3 separate regions of the Mus musculus genome follow, and regions 2 and 3 are each linked to region 1. Evidence: chromatin loops called from intact Hi-C (ENCODE). Cell type or tissue: heart. All regions are shown on one strand.

The links. Peaks named below come from ENCODE experiments on the same cell type or tissue, not always from the same donor. Only the 100,000 strongest peaks of a DNase experiment are listed, where the experiment ranks them.
Region 2: a loop joins it to region 1, with 6 times the contacts of the local background. A loop is called at or near these places in 34 of 42 quality-filtered maps.
Region 3: it touches region 1 in a loop (7-fold over the local background); 16 of 42 quality-filtered maps call a loop at or near these places.

The regions. Positions count from the first base shown.
Region 1 is chr2:174,309,933-174,312,432 of GRCm38, reverse strand. All of the region lies in intron 1 of Gnas (GNAS (guanine nucleotide binding protein, alpha stimulating) complex locus), which reads right to left. Among named protein-coding and RNA genes, the nearest start is that of Gnas, 13 kb to the right of the region's middle. In heart, CTCF peaks have their summits at 133 (motif pointing left) and 1,381; a DNase peak (open chromatin) is centred at 112; H3K27ac peaks cover 232 bases.
Region 2 is chr2:174,850,886-174,853,385 of GRCm38, reverse strand. It overlaps LOC115489499 (a long non-coding RNA gene), which reads left to right and starts at 29. Exons shown (of 4, transcript XR_003953980.1): 1 at 29-465. In heart, a CTCF peak has its summit at 1,201; a DNase peak (open chromatin) is centred at 1,295; H3K27ac peaks cover 779 bases; H3K27me3 peaks cover 533 bases.
Region 3 is chr2:174,452,813-174,455,312 of GRCm38, reverse strand. The region is part of intron 1 of Tubb1 (tubulin, beta 1 class VI); the gene reads right to left. Among named protein-coding and RNA genes, the nearest start is that of Tubb1, 3.5 kb to the right of the region's middle. In heart, a CTCF peak has its summit at 1,372 (motif pointing right); no DNase peak of the experiment used is centred here; H3K27ac peaks cover 769 bases.

The DNA.
Region 1 (2,500 bases):
CCACCTTTGAAATATGGGGCGGTTTTCTGTTTAGGTTGTCTACATTTGATCTAGAGAATTCTACCAGTTCCCACATTTGCAAGCAGACCCAGCTATTCTGAGCTCTTTGCTGACCTCTGGTGGGTAGGCCCATCGGTACTAGAACAGGCTGCTTACCTATACCCATATCACTAACACCTGGGGACAGCCTTGAAGTTCACATATCAGAAGCCCTGAAAGTGGGGGTAAAGAATCAAAAAAGAAAGAAAGAAAAAGAAAAAGAAAAGAAAGAAGGAAAGAAAGAAAAGAAATGGAAAAAAACACCCTTTTAAACCTTCAGGAAAAGAAAACAAAAGATAAACAAAAGCGGGCAAGAGAGAAGGAAAGTTGTAACAAAGTTTGAAAAGAATTGACTAGCAGAGTACAGAAATGTTAGCCTGAACTAATATTTTGTATCTTATTTCTCTGATTGTTACATTTTAGAAGAGAAATAGAAGAAGCTATGGAGAATGAAGTACTAAGGCTGGCCTTAGTGGCCGAGGGTAAGTTCCCAGCAGAGTCTGCAGCCCCTTCTAGGAAGGCCCATGTACCTTCCTCAGTAGCTGTGGAGGAGGCAGGGCAGTGGGATCAGGGCAAGTACAAAGCACTGTCTTTGGGACCTAGTCCTTATGTATGCATTTCTTTTCCAGCCCTTGGCTGGGTGAAAAGGGATGAACTTTGTGACCTCTGCTGCTACACAAGATAGCTCCAGGCAGGGGACCCAGAAATAGTCATTTGTTAAAGGACAAAAGATGGCCTAAGATGTTTTTCCTACACCACCTGCCATTTTGGTAAGGACAAAGGTGTGTGTGTGTGTGTGTGTGAGAGAGAGAGAGAGAGAGAGAGAGAGAGAGAGAGAGTGTGTGTGTGTGTGTGTGTGTTATACCTGGGGGGAGCAGAGATGCTAACCAACACCTTCTATTTAAAAGTTCTCCTAACAGAATTAAAAGATTCTAAACTGGGAAAGAACCCCACCCCCAACCTTTTCCCCAAAAGACAGAAGGATGTTTAGGGTCTCAGAACTGTTCCTGGCAGAAGGAGAGCTTAGCACTGTTACACAGAAAGCCAAAGCGGGGGGGAGAGAAGGGGCTTCCAGGTTTGCACCCCACTGTATTTTATCTTTCTGACCTCCTAAGGTCTACAAAGTGGGGATACTTGTCACCAGATATCAATTGCTGTCCTGAAACCTTAAACAAAAAGCAACAACAACAACAAAAAAAACCCAAAACAACACATTCTTAGGCCTGGGGCGGAGCTACGTCCCTGGGAAGGAAGATAAAGGGAGGGGGCTGCCTGAAGCAGGCGCAGGCTTGAATTTTCTAACACCAGGCTCTCAATTGTAAACTCGGAGCGCCATCTGCCAGCCAGTTCTGAACAGCCCTCCTTTGTTTCGATTTTCCTACTTCCCAGCCCTAAACAGTGGGCTCCCTTCTTTCCTTTAAAGTATATATGTATTTTATAAATTCTGGCTCAGAAAGGTTCTCCCTAGAAAAAGATCCTACTTTAAAAGAAAAAAATCTGAAAATGAAAAGAAAAATAAAACAAGAAGAGAGAGAGAACAGGAAAAGAACAAACAGGTAAAATGCCCCAGGACCTTTTGTTTCCTCCCTCCTGCTGTGAACTTGGGGTGCAAATGAGATGGGCTCCCTTTTCTACTTAAGGCAATCAGGCTCTTCCTTCCTTCCTCCCGCTGGGAGCTACCTCAAGGACTCCCCCGGGTGAAAGTGTTTTACTTCTGGGCACCTTGAGTCTGGGGGTGAGCTTTCGCTACATTGGTTTTAGATTTGTCTGCCAAATAAATTGAGTTTCTACTCTGTGCCCCACTTTCTCCAGATGTTCCTGGCCTAAAACCCCTTGTGAGTACTTCATACACATAGACCTGGGAGACATGGGAAGTTTCTGGCTTCCTCTTAAAGGAACTCATGAAATTTGGTACCTCTTTGGCCATGGCAGAACCTCAGGTAAGCTTGAATACTTCAAGATGTATCATCAGTCTTTCCTGGACATCACTTGGCAAGCAAGCACATGGAACTCTAAACTCAAGTGTTAGAATCAACCAAGGTCCCAGCAAAACCCCTGAGCTTAAACCAGTGCTCTCTCCATCATCCTAGGACCCTCTGCAAACACTGGAGATTCTCTGTACACCACTCCCCCAACTATTGGACTTTCTTCCCCATTGAGACAACATAGGAAAGTGATAACATGGAACATTTCCAAATACTCCCACTAGAAAGTGGGATTCCCTCCTAAGTGTACATCTTAAATCCTCACTTGCATATCTGCTTGGCAAAACAAAATGACCTTCTGTGCTCTCCTCCTAAGAGCAAAAATGAAAGAAACTGAAGTCACATGAATGCTGAAGTATAAATAGCCCAGAGTTTTTTGGCTACCCAACTTAAAAAAAAAAAAAAAAACTTTCCCCCTAACATCTGGCATTGGATTCTGAGTTCTGCCTTGAGTCTTCTAAGCATTTCCTTGGAAA
Region 2 (2,500 bases), 540 kb before region 1:
CAAAAGTCAGACACGAGGTGGGGGGGACGGGGCACCCAACTGGGCAAAGAAGTAGAGGGGAAAAAAGGATAAGAAACAAGCCAAAGACACAGTGACTCATGGGACGGCTATAACCAGTGCAGGCGTATCGCAGATACAAAGGTTCCCTGAGGACCCAAGTCAGGACGGTGGTTTTGATTTCAGGATGAAGCATGGACCCAGGATACAGTAGGCACTCAATCATTGCTGCAGAATACAGTAGGCACACAACCATTGCGGAAGAGACAACACCCTGTTTCATTTTCTAGCCAAATGAACTCAGCTGTGACCCTTGACGTTGCCCATGTGGTAGAGGTCTGCGATAATTCACCTCTTGGGGGTGTCTGTGATGATGCTTCCAGAGACAGGCTATAAGGGGTCGGAATTAAGAGAATTCATGCTTCGATGAATCCACAATATGACCGCACTGTTGGGAAGTGCTCAAAGGTAGGAAGTGGGGCCTGGTTGGAGGAAGGCCAGTGAAGTCCTGTCTTGGGGCTTGTGTCTTGCTCTGGCTTCTTGCTGTATGTCCTCTGTGTCTCCCTGTCTGCAGCAGTAAGTTTTCTGTGTCCGTCCTCTGCGTCTACCTTCTTAGCAATGCTCCCTGTCCACCGTTAGGGAACCCCTTCACTGCAGTGCTCCCAAATGGCATCTACTCTGGTGCTGTACCTGTGTCCATGTAGAAACAGGGAAGCTGAGACTCCGGAAGGCAAATGACTTGCTCCCTTACTCAGGTTAAGGGGAAAGCAAGAATTGAAGCCTAATCTGTGGCCCCACTGTGTGCTTCCCTTGTAAACCATCGAGGTCGGGCTCTTAGTTTCGGGGGGGGGGGCAGGGAGAGGTCGGGGCGGGGCAAATGTGTTAGACAGACGTGTTAGACCATTAGTTGGACGCCTCACTTTTCCCCCTAAATGTCAGGACTTGAGACTTGCAACCAGCCTGTTTTCTTGAGTGTCTCAAGGAGGCTGTCTGAGTCCTGAGAGGCAGGGCCTGGTTGACTACAAAAGGAAAGGCTGATAGAAGTTTCAGGAAAAATCCGTTACAGCTGTAGGAAAGAGGATTTCCCACGAAGAACTACAGGGAACTTGGCTCCGAACTGGCGGCCCTTTGGATGAGAGAACAGTTCTCTCATGGAACGGCTTGCCTGAGGCAGACTACCTGGTTGCAGTTACTTCGGCGGCCACGTGAATGCGCTGTTGTGCAGCGAGTGAGCGAGGCGAGTGGGGGAGGCGTATGCAGTTGGGACTGCGGACCCTCTTTCTGCCTAACAGTCCAGGTCTGGTGCAAAAGTTGTGACTGCTAGCATCGCCCCCAGAGAAGCCAGATGCTGGGGGCCCTGGGAGGGTGGGGAGGGTCTGTGGGGACCCTACCCGACCCAGGCTGAGACCCCTTCCCCAACCTGTCAGTCCTGGTGACTGCCCAGTGTTCTTGGGGGTACTGAACTGAGTGAATCTGAGCCTAGGTGCATTGCAGTGGAAGGGAGATGGGCGGTGGGAGAGTCCCCGTTCCCTTTGCGCAGTGGCATCTAGCATGGAGGGATCCTTAGGGTACCATGACCCTGTGGGTCTGCTTGGTACAGACCAGTTCCCCCCCCCTTAACCCCCCCCCAAGTCCAGAACTGTGAGGGGGTATGTAGCCAGGGCCCCAAAGAGATGTGCTACAGTCTCCTTGTGCTAGGAAGGTCACTGCTTACCGTGTACTGTAGCACAGGCTTTGGGCCTGGACAATGACGCAGTATATTTTTCAGCTGGAAAGAAAAAGATGTGCGTGAGAAAGAGACATGAAAATACACATAGACTCTGTGTGTGTGTGTGTGTTTGTGTGTGTCAGGGTGGGAGTGGGGTATAGAAAACCTATGTACCTGTTAGGAAACCAGGAGAGACCCAAGCCCCCTTCCCCTCCTTCTGAAGGCTCAGAACTGGGATTTTTAGGCTTCTAGTCCCAGCTAAGGGTTAAAGGAGCTTTCACTGCTCCTGCCCGCCCTCAACTGCCAGTGGCAGGGGGCAATAAACCATAATTTTTTTCACCAGAGGGAGAGAGTGACAAGGAAAAAGAAAGATTAATTTTCTTCAAGGACACACACACACACACACACACACGCACACACACACACACACACACACACACACACACACACACACACACGTACGTTTTCTTATGTGCAGGGAGAGACAAACCAACACATTTCACGTATCTTTGTGCATACATAAAGTGCTGGAGCCGAGGACGAGTGTGTACGTGTGTTTTTCCAAGTTGGTGTGTGTTTCTTGGCTGCAGTAGAGGAAATGTTCCCAAGAGGACATTTTCTGTCTAGATAGACACACGCGCGTGCACGCGCACACACACACACACAATGCATTCTTCGTCACTTTCTCCGGAAGTGTGCAATTAAAGAGAGGGCAGGGGGTCGATAGAGACCTGAGTGGTGTGTGTGTGTGTGTGTGTGTGTGTGTGTGTGTGTGTGTGTGACAAGAGAGACAAC
Region 3 (2,500 bases), 140 kb before region 1:
TCCCTCTTCTCTTCTTACCTCCACTATGTGTGACTAAGAAGGCTGCGCTAGAACCCTACGAAGTGAAATGTCAAGCACATAGAACATTACATTGGATTTTGCCATTAACTCCGGTTCCTTAGAAATGTTAGAAGGTTCCGAGTCCTTTTTAGAATCTCACTTCGGATGAGGGAGCTCAAATTTCACCTTCCCACAGCCTGAGCTGGAGAAGTGCTGATCTTAGGAAATGAGGACAGACTGAATTCTTATTTGTTTCACAACGGTATCTCCTTCTCGCTTTGGGAATTTTTCTTCATTGAAATTCACTTCAAAAGTCTACAGCCAGGGTTGTCCTGCACAATTGGATGTATTATGCTTTGACCATCCAACATAATCCCAGTTCAGAGTTATGTACAGCCCTTGTCTTGTAACTGTTTGGAATATTCTACGTTTCCAATCGTTCTGTTTTGTTTCTTGTTTGTTTTTGTTTTGTTTTGTTTTGTTTTGTTTTTGAGACAGACTCTTATTGTGTAGCCCTGGCTGGCTTGCAACTTGCCATGTAGGCCAGGCTGGTCTCAAACTCACAGAGATCTGCCTGTGCCTCCTGAGTGCGGACTCAAAAGGGGTGTGCCGTCATACTCTGCTGAGTAAAGCATTTTATTCTTTTTATTCGTTCACTTTTTCATGTGTGTTTGCTAATGTGTGCAAAAAGGACCAGTGGTGGTGAGTCCTCTCTACCACGTCGGTCCCCAGGATGGAACTCGGGTCATCAGGCTTGGTGGCAAGCACCTTTACCAGCTGAACCATCTTGCCGGCCCACAGCGTCTATTAACACAGGAAACTACTGGAATGGTCTTATCGGGCCATTCATATTAAAGCACAATAAAAAAATACATTCCCTTGAGTCGAAAATCTCCAAGGGTATTTTTCCAAGCTACTCGTAAGCAGCACCTTTGCGCCAGACGCGCTCTTAACAAGAACACGCTGTGCTAGAATGGACTTTGGAGAGCAGGGGAGTAAGTTTGAGAAGTTATGAGATGGGAGAAATGAAATGTGTCTTAGCATTGTGTGTATGTGTTTGTGACCGTGTGCACACTCTCCTGTCGGTGCACACGCTCCTGCTTGGACGGTCGTGTGTAGGTCAGAGGTCGAGGTCCGGTGGTTTCCCCAGTCATTCTTATCCTTACCTTTAAAGACGGGGTTGCTCACTGAACTGGAGCGCATTGGTTTTGATTCAGACCTGTGACAGTTTACCGACCTCTCGGTATGGGTGTTCGGGATCTAAACTCGGGTCTTCATGCTTCCATGGCAAGAGCTTTTCCAGTTAAGCCTAGAATGTTTCTTGACATTCTTATAGGCCCGACAAGAAGTCATGGCTGGGACTCCAGCCACCAGATGGCACAATCCCGGAGGCTGCAAGAGCTGAAAATCCCCTATCTTTCCGCTCATTTCCTCCTCAGGGCCTCTCTCCACCTTATCACATAGGGTCAGAGCAGTCTCCCTGGGCCCTCCCCACCCCCACTTCTCTGGTAATTATGAAGGTCTGATCTGACTCCTGTGGCACATAAGGGTAACTGATGCTTTCCAGGCAGCCCTAGGGCTCCAGGACCCAAAGGCCTTCAAGTCAACACAGCTCAGAGACACTTGTACATCCATGTAGATTGTACACCGTTCTTGGAAGCTAAGAAATGAAACTAAGACAGCAGTCCCTAAGTAAAGTATTAGATAGGAAGTACGACCATACACAGTGGGATTTTCTTCAGCCTCAAAGAACCAAGTTTTTTGTCACTTTCTGGAAAATGGTTGAAACTGGAGAGTAAGAGGACCAAGCCAAAAGACAAACATCATGTTTTCCCCCATTTGTGTTTATATAGTCATATAAAATAATGTATGCATACACAAGATAAAAGTGGGGGAATAAAAAGGTGATAAGGATTTAGTGTGGAGGAACACATTCAAGATACAACACAGATCTGATTAAAGATGTAAAAATAGACAAGAAAATTAGGAGAATTGAAAAGGCCCTCAGGTTTTCCCAGCTGTGTTCCCTACAGAAGAGGAGGCCAGCGTCCATCCCTGGGTCAAACACAACAACACTATGTAGTCCGTACACACAGTGAGCTATCGCCCAACAAATGAGAGGCAGGAGGGAACCACATAGGTCCACTCACAGTGCCTGGAAGGGCACCCACGCACAAAGACCTGAGGTGGAATGGCAGCTGTCAGGGAAAGCAGTGAGAAATGAAGGAGAGATGTTTGAGCAGGGCAGAGTTTGCAGTTTATAAATTGAAAGGTATTTTGATGGGGGGACAGTGTTATACAACATACTCAATACTACTGAATTTGCATGCAAAAAAAACCCGACATGGAAAACCTTATACAACATACATTTTATCACCCCCCCAAAGATTTTAATGTTATCGTTCTTTTTAAAGTTGGGTAATATTTTATTGAATTAATAATAAATAGAACAAACACACTGTGTTCATATATTTGTACATCAGGAGACATTTGCGGTTTC